4 separate regions of the Homo sapiens genome follow, and all the other regions are linked to region 4. Evidence: chromatin contacts called from ENCODE Hi-C or POLR2A ChIA-PET data. All regions are on one chromosome and are shown on one strand. The core of a region is the stretch at or near the end of the contact, and the rest is flanking DNA. Distances in the headings are between cores, read along the strand shown. Region 1 overlaps CUL9 (cullin 9). Region 2 overlaps TTBK1 (tau tubulin kinase 1). Region 3 has its middle 14 kb from the start of ZNF318. Region 4 holds the start of PEX39 (peroxisomal biogenesis factor 39).

Evidence for each region. A loop is a pair of places that touch in the nucleus more often than their neighbours do. ChIA-PET counts read pairs that join two places held with the same protein, here RNA polymerase II (POLR2A). Pooled maps may share reads with other maps.
Region 1: a pooled map shows a loop between it and region 4 (5-fold over the local background). The contact joins the enhancer-like site here to the promoter of PEX39 in region 4. A Hi-C loop is called at or near these places in 11 of 50 pooled maps. POLR2A ChIA-PET finds 5 or more read pairs at or near these places in 3 of 52 experiments (OCI-LY7, activated CD4-positive, alpha-beta T cell and activated CD8-positive, alpha-beta T cell).
Region 2: a loop to region 4 is called in a pooled map, with 6 times the contacts of the local background. The contact joins the enhancer-like site here to the promoter of PEX39 in region 4. A Hi-C loop is called at or near these places in 7 of 50 pooled maps. POLR2A ChIA-PET finds 5 or more read pairs at or near these places in 2 of 52 experiments (B cell and activated CD4-positive, alpha-beta T cell).
Region 3: a loop to region 4 is called in a pooled map, with 4 times the contacts of the local background. The contact joins the enhancer-like site here to the promoter of PEX39 in region 4. A Hi-C loop is called at or near these places in 3 of 168 maps with a recorded cell type or tissue (CD4-positive, alpha-beta T cell, CD4-positive, alpha-beta memory T cell and CD8-positive, alpha-beta T cell) and 9 of 50 pooled maps. POLR2A ChIA-PET finds 5 or more read pairs at or near these places in 7 of 52 experiments (B cell, BJ, GM12878 and 4 more).

What each region holds. Positions count from the first base shown.
Region 1 is chr6:43,223,246-43,227,086 of GRCh38, reverse strand. It overlaps CUL9 (cullin 9), which reads right to left. Exons shown (of 41, transcript NM_015089.4): 39 at 3,690-3,823; 40 at 2,919-2,992; 41 at 2,500-2,837. The coding sequence ends at 2,642. DNPH1 (2'-deoxynucleoside 5'-phosphate N-hydrolase 1) reads left to right here. Exons shown (of 4, transcript NM_006443.3): 2 at 692-760; 3 at 944-1,054; 4 at 1,206-1,458. The coding sequence ends at 1,354. Among named protein-coding and RNA genes, the nearest start is that of DNPH1, 4.3 kb to the left of the region's middle. RefSeq lists enhancers at 2,313-2,892, 3,728-3,841. Within about 2 kb of position 2,591, at least 9 of the 41 ENCODE cell types and tissues checked have a DNase peak (open chromatin) inside an H3K27ac peak, as active enhancers do; they include OCI-LY7, where a contact is called at or near this core.
Region 2 is chr6:43,245,469-43,249,512 of GRCh38, reverse strand. TTBK1 (tau tubulin kinase 1) reads right to left here. Exons shown (of 15, transcript NM_032538.3): 2 at 2,745-2,906. The coding sequence starts at 2,852. Among named protein-coding and RNA genes, the nearest start is that of TTBK1, 4.0 kb to the right of the region's middle. Within about 2 kb of position 2,197, at least 17 of the 41 ENCODE cell types and tissues checked have a DNase peak (open chromatin) inside an H3K27ac peak, as active enhancers do; they include B cell, where a contact is called at or near this core.
Region 3 is chr6:43,381,582-43,385,503 of GRCh38, reverse strand. No RefSeq gene overlaps it. Among named protein-coding and RNA genes, the nearest start is that of ZNF318, 14 kb to the right of the region's middle. RefSeq lists an enhancer at 1,826-2,005. Within about 2 kb of position 1,608, at least 9 of the 41 ENCODE cell types and tissues checked have a DNase peak (open chromatin) inside an H3K27ac peak, as active enhancers do; they include B cell, CD4-positive, alpha-beta T cell, CD8-positive, alpha-beta T cell and 1 more, where a contact is called at or near this core.
Region 4 is chr6:42,888,633-42,892,175 of GRCh38, reverse strand. It overlaps PEX39 (peroxisomal biogenesis factor 39), which reads left to right and starts at 1,355. Exons shown (of 1, transcript NM_001008739.2): 1 at 1,355-1,911. The coding sequence starts at 1,388. The coding sequence ends at 1,693. It overlaps RPL7L1 (ribosomal protein L7 like 1), which reads right to left. Exons shown (of 6, transcript NM_001366481.3): 6 at 2,276-3,543. RefSeq lists enhancers at 904-953, 1,014-1,863.

The DNA.
Region 1 (3,841 bases), core at 1,342-3,841, 330 kb before region 4:
TGCCCAGGCTGGAGTGCAGTGGTGCGATCTCAGCTCACTGCAACTTCCGCCTCCTGGGTTCAAGTGATTCTCCTGCTTCAGCCTCCCAAGTTGCTGGGATTACAGGTGTGCACCACCACACCCAGCTAATTTTTGTATTTTTAGTAAAGATGGGGTTTCACCATGTTGGCCAGGCTGGTTTTGAACTCCTGACCTCAAGTGATCCACCCGCCCCAGCCTCCCAAAGTGCTGGGATTACAGGCATGAGCCACCGCGCCTGGCCCTGGAATCTGTACTTCTAACAAGCTCCCCAGTGGTCCTACCCTGATGCGGTGGGCTGAGCCTCACTGTCCTGGAAGATAACATTTAATCAAGCTAAGACCCGAGATCCCTACCTTCTGGGCCTAGGATGCCTCTCCTACTTTTGGCTAAGTGCCCATGCACCTTTCCCTAATCAATGTCATCCACAGTTAGTGCTGCTGATGTTCCTCATTCGGCCCTAATCACATGTCCCACCTTGCATAGGGTTGAATTTTTCTTTTTGTGGCTATTCCATTTCCTCGCTGCTTTGATGAGATTGTCATGTTTGGTCAGGTCATCTGGCACAAGGCTCCCACCCTCCCTGAGCAGGGTGGGTATGGACATACAAGGGCATAGGAGTTACTGGGAGCCAGCATGAGGCATGTCCTTGACCAGCTTTCCCTCAACACAGGGGAAGAGGCTGCTGGGGGTGACAGGCTCATCCATGAGCAGGACCTGGAGTGGCTGCAGCAGGCGGACGGTGAGTGGCGCTCCCTCCTTCCAGCACCTAACTCCTCTGGAGTGCTGGGTTCCCCTGGACATCCCAGCCTCCACACCTAGAAGGGACTCCCAGAGTTCCCTCCTCACCACAGCCACACCGTCGTCTTCCTTATGAACCTCAAGTGCCCCCAATGCTGAGGCTTCCTCTCATCTTTCCTCCCAGTGGTCGTGGCAGAAGTGACACAGCCATCCTTGGGTGTAGGCTATGAGCTGGGCCGGGCCGTGGCCTTTAACAAGCGGATCCTGTGCCTGTTCCGCCCGCAGTCTGGCCGCGGTGAGCACCCCAAGCCTCCCTCCTGGCTTTCTATGGACCCAGCCCTCAGCTCCTTCCCTGGTGGGCTCTGAGCACCGCGCCTCTCCCAAGGGGTAAGGGAGCTGTGAGGGTGTGGATGGGAGGCAGCTTCACCTTTCCCTGCCCTTTCCAGTGCTTTCGGCCATGATCCGGGGAGCAGCAGATGGCTCTCGGTTCCAGGTGTGGGACTATGAGGAGGGAGAGGTGGAGGCCCTGCTGGATCGATACTTCGAGGCTGATCCTCCAGGGCAGGTGGCTGCCTCCCCTGACCCAACCACTTGACTTAATCTCACTTTCTTAAATTCTTCTATTCTCAGACACTGCTCTAGTACCATTCCTTCCTCTTAGCCCCAGGAGCAAATTAAAAGGTACAGTTAAAATCCTAACTTTCTGTCTTGTGTGAGTCATGGGGGTGGGGCAGGTCCTCAGTAATACCCTTTCCTGCCACACTTCACTTCAAGATAGATGCTTTAGAAATCTCTAGGCCGAGAGGAGGACAACTCCTAATGCCCTCAAGCCCCCTCCTCCCCAGGAACACTTGGGAGGAGGGCCGGGCGCGGTGGCTCACACCTGTAATCCCAGCACTTTGGGAGGCCGAGATGGGCGGATCACGAGGTCAGGAGATCGAGACAATCCTGGCTAAAACGGTGAAACCCCGTCTCTACTAAAAATGCAAAAAATTAGCCGGGCGAGGTGGTGAGCGCCTGTAGTCCCAGCTACTCAGGAGGCTGAGGCAAGAGAATAGCGTGAACCCGGGAGGTGGAGCTTGCAGTGAGCCCAGATCACGCCACTGCACTCCAGCCTGGGCAACAGAGCGAGACTCCCTCTCAGAAAAAAAAAAAAAAAAAAAGAGTTGGGAGGAAGGGCTGGGCACAGTGGCTCACGCCTGTAATCCCAGCACTTTCAGAGGCTGAGGCGGGCGGATCACCTGAGCTCAGGAGTTCGAGACCAGCCTGGCCAATGTGGGAAACCCTGTCTCTACTAAAAATATAAAAATTAGCTGGGCATGGTGGTGCATGCCTGTAATCCCAGCTACTCAGGAGGCTGAGGCAGGAGAATCGCTTGAACCCATCAGGCAGAGGTTGCAGTGAGCCGAGATCACACCATTGCACTCCAGCCTGGGGGACAAAAGTGAAACTCCATCTCAGAAAAAAAAAAAGAGTTGGGAGGATGGTTGCTCCTGTGGGTGGCCATCCCTCTCTCTGTCTCCTCTGAACTGGGCTGGGGCTGCACGTGGCCCTTTCCATGCCAACCTTCACTTCCCTTTATCAGCTTAAGTCAAATGAATCTGCTCTGAGCCTTCTCGGAGGATAGAAGAGTCCGGAGGTCTAAAGGAAACATAAAGATGAGGGGTGTGGGTAGATATGAGGCCAGGGCAGTGGCAACTTGGCTGGCCCCTGGTGAAGCTGTCAGCCTGCTCCCAGAGATGTGTGTGAGAAAGAGACCTTTATTCAGCAAACAGGAAGCACTACAGACGCTGGGAATCCCCCTCCCTATGACAGGGGCAGCTCCCGCCCCCTCAGCCCCGTGACTCTGGGGCTGCTCTAGGTGTTTCCTGCATCTGCCCCCTCAGTCATAGGCCTCATCTTCATCCTCTTCCTCATCACCAAAGAAGAAAGTCTCTTGGTCCAGGTTCTCAGACTCATCGTAGGAGAAGCTGTCATTGTCCAGCTCCTCATCAAACTCATCCTGCTGCCACTCGGGCACATCATCCTCATCGTCTTCCTCCTCCTCTTCTGCCTCTGGCCCTGAGGAGGCCTGGGGCCTAGGGAGAGCCACCACACTCAGCCCAGAGGAGGCTGCCATGTCCCACTGCCTCCTCCATGGCTCTGCCCACCCCACTTACTGACTGCCAGGCATGTTGGGTCCTTTTGCCTCCCAGGCCTCTACTGATGGACTCTGAAGACCAACCCGGAAATCCTGGTGAGCAGACAGAAGGATTTGAGAAGGAGGTAGAGGGCATGGGGCCTTTGGACCCAGCATTCCTTCCACTGATGCTCTGGGAGGGCCAAGCTCCTGCTAGGACTGCTCCCCTCCCAGCACAGCACTTCATGAAACACTGCCTTTGTGAGTTCACCCACAGATGGTCTCCAGGGATACGGGGTACCAGGTGAGGCACACGACCCTGTGCTTAAAGAGCTTACAGAATCTATGTCTTTTCTGCCCATGTGACTTACCAGTCAGTAAGCAACCTGAGGACAGGACTCACAGTTTAGACTCAGCATCAGTGCATTAGAGCTGGAGAGAGCCTGGGAGAGCCCTTGCTCCAGTGACCCCAATCCCCTGATGCCCACTCTTAGGATTTCAAATCCCTATCTGGGAAGTACAGTCTGGAAAAGTTCCCCAAGTGATTCTGATAGGCACCTGACCAAATACCCTTGATGTGGGCTAGCCAACCCCTTTATTTTGTAGGAATCCCCAGGAGGTGAAGTGATAGGGTCCAGCAGCATCAGGCAGGTTGGCCCAAAAGCCGGGATGTGCGCCCAGGTCTAACATCCATTCACCCGCTTTGCTGCCTTTCCTTCTGGACTCGCCCCAGGGCAGGGGCTGTGCTGGGACAGGAGGACCTCAACTCCCGCAGAATGCAGGAGCAGAAGGGGTCTGGGCCGGGCAGTACCTGGGCAGAATGCTGCAGGATGGCAAGCAGCCTCTCCTGGATCCGCCGGAGCAGCTCCATGCCCGTGCTGAGGCAGTCGGCCCGCAGGAGGCGCAGGGAGGAGGCCAGGTCTCTGCACCGCAGCAGGGTTTCCTCTGCAGAGGGGGCAGGCA
Region 2 (4,044 bases), core at 948-3,447, 360 kb before region 4:
AATATATTCCTCTTTATACCAATGCAGTCATAAAATACAATTTTAAGTACTTTCTTATGGAGGAAGGGGCCCATGAAAGTCACAATGTGGCCCTGCCCATAGTCCAGTAATAGGAATATTCTCTCAGTCTCCCTTTTCTCCACTCCTGCTAAATTTTACATGATCTCAGCCCCTGCTGAAGGACCTCCCTAAACTAGAGGAGAAATATGACACAATAGGATCGGCACTGGTCCTTGGGAGGAAGGAGACCTGGTTTCTTGGCCAGCTCTGGGTGACCTGGGGTGAGTTTCTTAAACTCTCTGAGCCTCCACTCTTCCTCCTCTGTGAAATGAATAGAGTTGGACTAGAATTGGTCACAAAGGTTTCTTCAGCTCAGTGGTCCTGATTCTTGGATGGGCTGATTCTTGTCAGACAGACCTGACAAGAATCAGCCCATGACACCTACTAGTCATGGAAATTTGGCAAATTAGCTAAGCAATTTCCTCAGTTTCCACACCTGTGAAATGGGATTAATAAATGGGAATACAAATCTACTTGGTAAGTTCTTGAGATAATGCACATGAGGCATTTTGCACAATGCCTGGCAACAGTGAATGCTCAAAACAAATACTAAGTCATTATTACTATTATTGTTTGCTATTCTGATTCTGAGAAGCACCCCTCAAGATGAATAAGATGTTATTATTTTATGTTTTTAGAGACAGGTTGACCAAGCTGGATTTGAACTCCTGGGCTCAAGCGATCCTCCTGCCTCAGCCTGCCAAGTATTGAGGATTTATTTATTTATTTAGAGGAGGAGTCTTGCTCTGTCGCCCAGGCTGGGGTGCAATGGCATGATCTCAGTTCACTGCAACCTCTGCCTTCCAGGTTCAAGTGATTCTCCTGCCTCAGCCTCCCAGGTAGCTGGGATTACAGGCGCCCACTGCCACACCCGGCTAATTTTTGTATTTTTAGTAGAGATGAGGTTTCACCGTGTTGGCCAGCCTGGTCTCGAACTCGTGACCCCAAGTGATCCTCCCACCTCAACCTCCCAAAGTGCTGGGATTACAGGTATGGGCCACCATGCCTGGTCCACGTATTTATTTTTAAATGCCACATCTAGTGCCACTGACCCCCTTTTTCTTCTGGCCACCAAGATCTATGGGCAGTTTGCCTTGGTTCTTGAGCTCTGCCTCCCACCTCAGTGCCATCCTCACTTGGAACAGGCTGAAGGGAAGCATGTGGCCCCTCACCCTCTCTAACACTCCAGGGGTGGGGGTCGGAGGTGAGGAGAGGTTGCCATGCTTGCCCTCCCCCCAGCTCCCTGCTCCATTTCGCTCCCCACTCATCTTCTACTCCTTCCCTCAGAAATCACAAAAAAGTTCCAGCCTAAACTCAACATGTGTGTAAAAACTGTCTTTTCCTCACCACTTCAGTGCAAATGTCATTCTGCCTCCAATCCGCCAGAAACTAAGCTCCGGTGCCAGGGGCCCCGAGGTTTCAGAGGAACACTCCTGTCTTCGCCAGACCCTCGTTCCTTTTATTACTGCCCTGGCTCTTCCTCCCCCGATTTCTGTACTCTCCCTCTCAGGAAGTCCCCCTCTGGGACATAAACAGCCCCTTTCCTCATCCCTTGGGGACCCCTAGAAGTCTCCTCCTCTTCATCCCTTCCACTCCCAACCCCCAGTCCCAGAGACATCTCTGAAAACGTCGCCACCGTTGCCTCTTTCTAGGTTTCTAGGGGACTTGCACGGCCGGTGGCTGTTGCCGTGGAGACCCGCCTGCACCCGGGCCTCACCCTCCTCTCCAACCCCGCACTCCCGTGAACTGAGCCTCCCCACTAAAGCACGCGGGTGCGCACACGCGCCAAGCACACACGCACACACACACGACTCAGAGGTCAGGAGTGTACCTGACCTCTGTTGTTCTCCCTCCCCTCCCCCTGGCTCCCCACTCCGGTGCAGTCCCACAGGCTCACACACGGGTTTCCCCACACTGCCGCCCACAGTCTGCCCCACATTATCCTGCCCCCACAATAATAAGAGGACACCAGAGCGCTATTAAGTGACGGAAAAAGGGAGGTGATTTACAGTAGGTCTCGCTCCCCAAATACTATCATTCCCCCAGCCCTCACGCCCCCGCTCCGAGGCAGGCCCGGCTCCCGAGGAGGCTGAGACTACAACTCCCAGCAGGCCGAGCAGCCCGAAGCCCCGGGCTGGAGGAGCAGGGCACGCCGGGAGATGGAGTCTCGCCGTGCTGCACCTGCCGCAGGACCCGGCGAGGGGAGGAGGCTGGATGGAGAAGATGGAGTGCGGGTGCGGCGGGAGCAGCCTGCAGGGCCTCTTTCCCCAAACCCAAGCCTTTCCGTCCTCTGCGGAAGCGGAGGGACACATGCTCGTCCACTGCCCTTCTCCAAGGTCCGTCAGAGAAAAAGCTCCCTCCCCCACCCCTCTTCCTCCTCCGCCACACTGGCCTCTGCAGCTCCTGCCCAGACATCCAACCAGGAGTTGTTCCGGGCTTGGCCTGACCAACGTGACCTAGCGGGAAGAGGGGTGAGAGAGGGCGGGGCTCGAGAGAGGGCACTGGGAGAAAGCTATTGTCCACACGTGTTGGCAAAAATAATGACATGCAAGCAGTATGCAAATGAGCTTAGAGGCACCTCCCTCTTAGGGTAGGGGAGCGGAGGGCACCGGTTTTAACAAGTCTCCAGGTCCTCGCCTCCCTCCCCGCTACCCTCCCTCTGTCCCGCCGGGTCACTCACTCACCACCTTCCAGCGATCCTTGACCACGTAGTTGGCCGGCAGGATGTCGGCCTGCTCCCCTCCCCCACTCATGTTGGTTTCGTCCTTAAGGGCGGCCGCTAGGCACTGCATCCGCCAGCCAGAGGGAGGGGTGTCCGCCGGGCCTGCCCTGAGGGGGCCATCTACCTAGGGGAGTGAGGAGGGCCTGTGAGGGCGGGCTGCGGACCCAGGACCACCTGGCAGATATGGAGGAGAGGAGCTCCACTCCTGCTCTGCATTCTTCCTGGCCCCACTGGACAGATGCTCCAGGAGTTACCAGGGGAAAGATTGTATAAAGGCCAGTGCAAGGGAGATACAGACTACAAACTAGAGATGTTTAAAATCAGCAACAGGACACACATGTTGACCAATGAAGAAGAGGAAAATGACAGTGAACAGGCCGAGGGGAGAGAGACATACTCTAACTGATGCCAGGAAGACTTGCTGACCAAGGGGGCATACCAGACTGGGACCCTTTCCCTTGTAGGGGAGGCCTGGGCTTTGGCTCCCCCTTAGGGGAGTCCCTGTGCCACAAAATGTCCATGGAGCTGTGCAACAGAGGCTTAGTGAAAAGGGAAGACCTGCTACCCAAGGGGTGACCCATGGGACACCCACACCAAAGTGACCTGCTAATCAGCCCTGGGAGATGTGGTAATCAAGAAAATGAGGGGAGGCACTAAAGCCCCTTGAGGGTGGTGTTAACTGAGGGGGATGGATGTGCTGAGAGTCATACACCTTTCTCAGGGTGAGCTGAACCCACTGACACAGCCATGGGGTTGGGAGGTCAGGATATAAGAGATGGGGTGAACACAGGTGATGGACTCAAGACATGGATTTCAGATAGACAGCAACCTTGTGGCCACTCCAGAGGGACAGAAGTGGGCTGAACTGGGGAGGACAGGAAAATGGAAGGGGCCTAGCAGGAGGCAGGAGAAGTGAAAGAGAACAGCAGGTCTGGGTGGGCATGGGGTGAGAAAGCCTCTGACCACACCTTTCTGTGTCTGCTTAGGAATCGACAAGAAAGAACACATCTCTCCTCGAATTAGGACAGGTAGAATTTAGATATCAGGGAGAGTTTCCCAACGGCGGGGGTTGGGAAAGACAGGCACATGTTACCGGAGAAATGCCCATGTGTGCGTGTGTGTATGTCTGTGTGTGTATCTGTGCATGTATCCTTCTGTGTGTGTATGTTTCTTTGTGTGTCTTTCTTTGTCTATCTTTTCTGTGTGTCTGTGTGCTTTTCTACATGTATCTCTGTATCTGTGTGTTCTTGTGTGTGTTTTGT
Region 3 (3,922 bases), core at 359-2,858, 490 kb before region 4:
ATATGGAGTAAAAAATAGCAAGTATCTTACACGCTTTAGGAAATATATGTATACCGGAAGGTAGGGAGGTTCAAGTACAAAGGCTTTTCACTTCACTGATATTTCTTGATGTTTAGTGATCTTGCATACAGGTGCTCCCTTCAAAATGAAGGACAAGTTGCTTTACTTGTGCTACCTACCCCTAAACCAAAAGAGTCACATCACTTAGGTGAATTTAGAGACAACATTGATCATATTTGGGTTACTGCTCTGACCTCCTTATCTGGTCACTTGAAATGAAGCCATACTTGAGTGAGATTCAGAGGAAGAAAAGGTTCTCCAGCTGGTCCAGTCTGCAGTGCAACTTAGTCCTTGCGATCCTTATAATGTTCAAAGTGTTTGTGGCAGACTGAGGTACTTTATCATCTATGGCATGTCCTGATAGAATAATCATAGCAGAGGCCCTCTGAGCATGCCTTTTGGCAGGTAAATATTCTCTCTTTGAGAATCAGCTCTCAGCTTGCTGCTGGGCCACGGACACAGCATGATCATGGAACCCAGCATGATCACAGCATAATCATGAACTGGCTATCATCTGGTCTTCCTAGGTATAAAGCTGGTTCATACCTAGGACATGGATCCATTATCAAGTAGAAATGACATACACAAAATGAGGCCACAGCAGATCCTGAAAACACAAATGGCTCCTAGCACCCACACCACTACTTCTGCTGCATTGCTATTTCATCTACCACTATAACCAATGAAATGGGCCTTGTTACCAGACTGCAGTGGAATAAAGTCATGATTAGTTTGTAGCTGTCTTCACCTAATGTGCTGGCATTAGAAAGAAATGGGCTGCTGTGATACTGTGGCCCCCAATCAAGGGTGACCCTGAAGGACACTGAGGATAGTCAGGACTTCAAGAAATACAACTACCTGACCAGTTTTCCCAGAAGGAGAAACAGGTTAAGAGTCTACACTGATTTGGCCGGGCCCGGTGGCTCATGCCTGTAATCCCAGCACTTTGGGAGGCCGAGGCAGGTGGATCACGAGGTCAGGAGATCGAGATCATCCTGCCTAGCATGGTGAAACCCCGTCTCTACTAAAAAATACAAAAAAAACCCCAAAAAAATTAGCCAGGCATGGCGGCACGCACCTGTAGTTCCAGCTGCGTGAACCTGGGAGGCAGAGCTTGCAGGGAGCTGAGATCGCGCCACTGCACTCCGGCCTGGGTGACAGAGCGAGACTCCATCTCAAAAAAAAAAAAAAAAAAAAAGAGTCTGAGGTTAATGGTTTGGCTAGATGATTAGGGAGTTAGAAGTGATATTAAAATGAAGTTGGAGAAGTATAATGTGGAAGAACTTCTTAAAATGGTTCCCAAATGTGACAGTATCTGTCATGATTCAGTTGCAGACCACAGATACCACTCTACTTAATTTAAGGGAGAAGGGCGTTATTACCAGGGATCACGTGTGGCTTACACAATATTTGTAAGGGGTAGGGGAAGAAGCTTTAGGTGGAGCTTGTAAGAGCACTCCCCACACCCAGAATCTCACTGATTCTGCTATGCTTGGGTAAGCTATGGCTTCCACTGCAGGAAACCAGCAAATCAGCACGTCGGTAACCACAGAACCACACTTCCTCTGTCATGATTCACAGCAGCAAAGTGAATACTTCATATCCTGCCTCTTTCTCCACATCACTCAGTTAACTGGGTTTCACATTCAAGTCTCATGGGAATATACCTGATTGGCAAAAATCTCAATTACACCTGAAACCATAACTGTAATAGGATCTGAGAAATACAGCTTTTATCTTTCTAGACTCTCAGTATAGAAAGGTACGAAGGAGTTTAGAATGTATGTTGAGAAAACCAGTCTAAGGAGTTTAGAACGTATGTTGAGAAAACCAATCTACTATAATGAGAACATTTGTGCCTCGTGAGTAGAAGAGGGTTATCAACAATCAGGTAGAGAAGATGAACTGCTCTATGGATGGTATCCACCCTTTCCCCTAGTTACACCAGAGTGTGCTGTATGAGCTTGTGAACAAAGTGACCATGGGACCACTGATGGAGGCAATGCATGTTGAGTGTAAAGGCTCAATCACGTGGACGTTCTCACACTAAGATTGACCTGCTACTGCCAGTTTGGACCTCTTCCTTCATGGACAGGGCAGTAATTTATCTTCATTGTAGAAGAAACTTACTTTAAATTTCTATATATTTTTCCTACTCACTGTATTTTTGCCAGCACCATCCAGAAACTTACTGAATGACTCATAAGGCATTCAACATGACATCCCACACAATGATGCTTTTGGCCAAGGGAGTACTTTTACGGTGGAAGAAGTAAGACAGCTGGGATACACAATTCAACTCTTCTGGGATTCCTTATTTAGTTTTATTGTATATTCCAGCTAGTCTTATAGAATAGGCTTACTGAGGTCTTAGTTTTTATTTTGCCAACTGGAGACAACATCTCATAAGATCATAGCGGTATCAGCCGGGTACGGTGGCTCACGCCTGTAATCCCAGCACTTTGGGAGGCCAAGGCGGGTGGATCACTTGAGGTCAGGAGTTCGAGACCAGCCTGACCAACATGGTGAAACCCCATCTCTACTAAAAACACAAAATTAGCCAAGCGTGTTTGGCACATGCCCGTAATCCCAGCCACTCGGGAGGCTGAGGCAGAAGAATAGCTTGAACCCAGGAGCTGGAGGTTGCAGTGAGCCGCAATCGCACCATTGTACTCCAGCCTGGGTGACAAGAGCAAAACTCTGTCTCAAAGAAAGAAAGAAAAAAAAAGATTAGAGTGGTATCCTACAGAATGTGACATAAGCTCTGAAATAGTGACCAACGATGTGGAGCATTTCTCTCATAACCAAAAATATACAAGGGTGGGGATGAGATATATAGGTGAGGTGGTACCTATTACAGTTACACTTGTGGCTGGGCGTGGTAGCTCACACCTGTAACCCCGGCACTTTGGGAGGCTGAGGCAAGGGAATCTCTTGGGCCCAGGAGTTCAAGACCAGCCTGGGGAACATGGCAAAATCCAGTCCCAACAAAAAGTACAAAAAATTAGCAGGGTGTGGTGGCATATACCTATAGTCTCAGCTACTTGGGAGGCTGAGGGGTGGGAGGATTGCTTGAGCCCAGGAGGTTGAGGCTGCAGTGAGCCATGATCATGCCAGCCCGGCCAACAGAGTGGGACAGTTTCTCAAAAAAAAAAAAAAATACACTTGTATCCTTAACAAATTACTACAAACTTGGAAAGTAAAAAACAACACATATTTATTATCTTACAGCTCTGGAGTGCAGAAATCCAAAATGGGTCTCACTGGGCTAAAATTAAGGTGTGGACAGGGCTGTGTTACTTTTGGAGGCCCTAGGTGACAAATCTTGCCTGTTCCCTTGGCTTTTTTAACTTCTGGAGGTTACCCACATTTCTTGGCTCATGGCCCCCCTTTCAAAGCCAGCAATGGCTGGTCGAATCTTTCCCATGATGGAGTGCTCTAATACTGACTCTCCTGCCTCCCTCTTGCTTTTAGAAGGTAACCACTGGTGATTACATTGGGCCCACTTAGATAATAGAGGATCATTTTCCCATCTTCAGGCCAGCTAATTAGCAACCTTAATTCCATCTGCAACCTTAATTCCCTCTTATCATGTAACATATTCATAGGTTTTGAGGATTAAGATGTGGATATCTTTGGGAACTATTATTCTCCCCACTACATCAACTCTGAGCTCTGCTGGTGAGAAATATTCCACCAGTAGGAACAACAGTTTAGGGTGAGATGGCCACTGGCCACTTTGGGTTCCTCACTGCAGTAGATCAACGGGGAAAAAAGAAGTTATGGTAAGTTATGGTATTGAGTCATTAATCCTGATTTTTGTGAAGAAATAAGATTGTAGTTACACACTGGGGTCAAGAGG
Region 4 (3,543 bases), core at 106-2,605:
TGATCTCAGGTGACCTGCCCACCTCAGCCTCCCAAAGTGCTGGGATTACAGGTGTGAGCCACCACGCCTGGCCATTAAGCTTTGATTCTTTGATTAAGGTGATGTTCACCAGATCAGTCTAGCTTTTGATACTTTTTTTTTTTTTTTTTGAGACAGAGTTTTGCTGTGTCACCGAGGGTAGAGTGCAGTGCTGCAATCTCAGCTCACTGCAACTTCTGCCTCCCAGGTTCAAGCGATTCTCCTGCCTCAGCCTCCTGAGTAGCTGGGATTACAGGTGCATGCCACCACACCCAGCTAATTTTTGTATTTTTAGTAGAGACGGGGGTTGCCCCATGTTGGTCAGGCTGGTCTCAAACTCCTGACCTTGAGATCCACCTGCCTCCACCTCCCAAAGTGCTGGGATTACAAGTGTGAGCCACCGTGCCCGGCCACTTTTGATAATTTAAAAACCTGACTTTCCGAGCAGTCAGAGCAGCTGTAGCACATCTGACCTGCTTTCACCTTCGATCTTCTCTGGGACCACCAAGAATTGAAGGATGGCAGGAAGTGTGAAGAAAGTGGTGAGGCTCTGGCTGGGTGCGGTGGCTCACACCTGTAATCCCCGCACTTTGGAAAGCTGAGGCGGGTGCATCACTTAAGGTCAGGAGTTCGAGACTAGCCTAGCCAACATGGTGAAACCCTGTTTCTACTAAAAATACAAAAATTAGCTGGGCTTGGTGGCATACACCAGCTACTAGGGAGGCTGAGGCACTAGGGACCCTGTGGATCGCTTGAACCAGGAGGCGGAGGTTGCAGTGCGCTGAGATCGCATCGCTGCACTCCGGCCTGGGCAACAGAGTGAGACTCCGTCTAAAACAACACAAAACAATAATAACAACTAAGAGAGTAGCGTGGCTTGGTGGCGGTGTCACTCCTGAGGCCTCTGGGAACAACTCTACAGTTATGCTTTGTCCCGTGCTGCGGAGCCTAGTATGGGGATTATCCCCCGCCATGCGTTGTATCTGAATCCTTGTACGCGCGCCCGGGGGTGTGCATGAAAATGGGCATGTGCGCGGTGCTTATGTATGTATGGGTCTTTTTGCCCGCAGCGGCGCGTCCGCAGGCTTGTTCTGTCCTGTGCTAGCCTTCAAGTTTTGGCACGTCCGTCCGTTTTTCTTCTTTGGCGCGTCCGTTGGGCACTCTGGGTTTGGCTAAATCGTGGACGCTTCTAAAGCGTTTCTGCAGGGAGCTGGTCAGAGTTGTCAAGTGCTCCCCCAGTTCTGGGCCGGCTTGGTACGGTCTACAGCCTCCCTTTCCTTTCCCCACCTCCCCCATGGTGGTTGCACCCATTCGGCCCGGAAGTGCTCGCTTCTCTGCATTACACGCCGGTCAGGATTCGCGACCCGACATGGAGCGTCCCCGCAGTCCCCAATGCTCGGCCCCGGCCTCTGCCTCAGCTTCGGTTACCCTGGCGCAGCTCCTGCAGCTGGTCCAGCAGGGCCAGGAACTCCCGGGCCTGGAGAAACGCCACATCGCGGCGATCCACGGCGAACCCACAGCGTCCCGGCTGCCGCGGAGGCCCAAGCCCTGGGAGGCCGCGGCTTTGGCTGAGTCCCTTCCCCCTCCGACCCTCAGGATAGGAACGGCCCCGGCGGAGCCTGGCTTGGTTGAGGCAGCGACTGCGCCTTCTTCATGGCATACAGTGGGCCCCTGAGGTTCCAGGTCCTTTGCGGCGGCGATCTGGAGGGCGTGGCTACAGGACCCGGGATGCCATTCAGTTACTCATCTTTTATGCTTTCGTCCTGACCTGTCTCAACTAGACTTGCTCCTGCAACCACCATGGGGGTTTTGCATTTACATTTGTGGACCATGTTACAGTTAAGAAAAATCCTGTTTCAGTCCTTATATGTAATAAAATGTTTTATGATGTAACTTGGCCCCAGAATGATTTTGAAGATACATTAAAGGAAAGCCCAAAGCATTTAAAAAAGCCAACCAAGAAAGACTAAAATCTTGGCTCTTGGAATCAGCTGGATCAGGCAAGGGGCTAGAGAATTAGAGCATTAGAAAGGCTCCCACAGCCACCCTGAAATCAGTCCTTTTATGTTAAGCAGGCCACCTGGCTCAGTGCCTACATACTCAACACTAGATTTTACTTTCTCTACAAAAGCTAGAATGTACCTGGTACGTGCTGACATGACCCTAACCCACAGACGATGTAACAGGTCTACCTTTTCTCAGAAAGGATTGTCTCACAACTTGTTCAACGAATTAGTTATGTCATGGTACATACATATAAGTGCGCAATTTTTGTAACATCTTTTATTTGTATACAATTATAAATTACAAACTTGTTTTATTAGGTTTTTTAAAATTTATTTTTCGTCAACTTAGTCCCTTTTATTTACCAGCAGTTTGCTCTGACAGAATAAATTACAAACTATTGTTTTGTTTAATCCCTTTAACCATCATGTCAGGCACACAGGTTGGAGAATATTAGCTCCCATTTTATGGACAGAGTGGAAACACTGTACCCATATTTAGTGTAAGACAGAGCTGGGATATAAGCCTTGGGCTTCCATAGTCACAACTGCTTTTTTGCATAACTTTGTAATACATCATTTTAAAGTAATCTGATTTCACAATGTTTTACAGTATAGGAGTAACATCTATAGCATCTCTTCTTGGCAGGTTACCTCTGGAGAGAACCAATCTAATTACCTCATACGCTGGCACTTTTTTTTTTTTTTTTTTTGAGACAGAGTTTTGCTTTTGTTGCCCAAGGTGGAGTGCAATGGTGTGATCTCGGCTCACTGCAACCTCTGCCTCCCTGGGTTCAAGCAATTCTCTTGCCTCAGCCTCCCAAGTAGCTGGGATTACAGGCATGCACCACCACATCCGGCTAATTTTGTATTTTCAGTAGGGACAGAATTTCTCCATGTTGGTCAGGCTGGTCTCGAACTCCTGACCTCAAGTGATCTGCCTGCCTCAGCCTCCTGAAGTGTTGAGATTACAGGTGTGAGCCACCGTGCCCAGCCTAAGCTGGCATGTTTTAAGGCAGTTACATCTCTAACTTGATTTACCAGCTATGCTTGAGGGTCCAAGGAGCCAAAATTGCAGCCAAACTGATCTTAAAGGACCAGGGAATAGAATGGTCAAGCATGTTTCCAAGTTTAACCTAGGCCTGGCACATCCTTGCCAATTGCTCAGATGGCAAGTGAGGGGCAACTAAGTGAAGAGAATAGCAGGAAGACCCACTTGGGGTGGACACTGATGAAAAACACAAGCAGTATCAGACTCACTGTTTTCAGGATTAAAATCCCCAGATGCCCTGTTATTGGTCTATGTCACTACCAGTAGGACAAAAGGCAATGCTTCTGAAGACTAGAATATGCAAGGAAAAAATTAAGGTGCCTGCCTGCCTGGGGCCTAACGAGCCAAACAGTGCTAATTTCATCCATGCCAAACAAAATTGTTCATTCCTTGCTGATTTGGGTTTTAAGGAACCATGCTGATCATCAGAGAAACCAGGCAATTCTATTCTGAAGCCCAGGGGAAGAAATG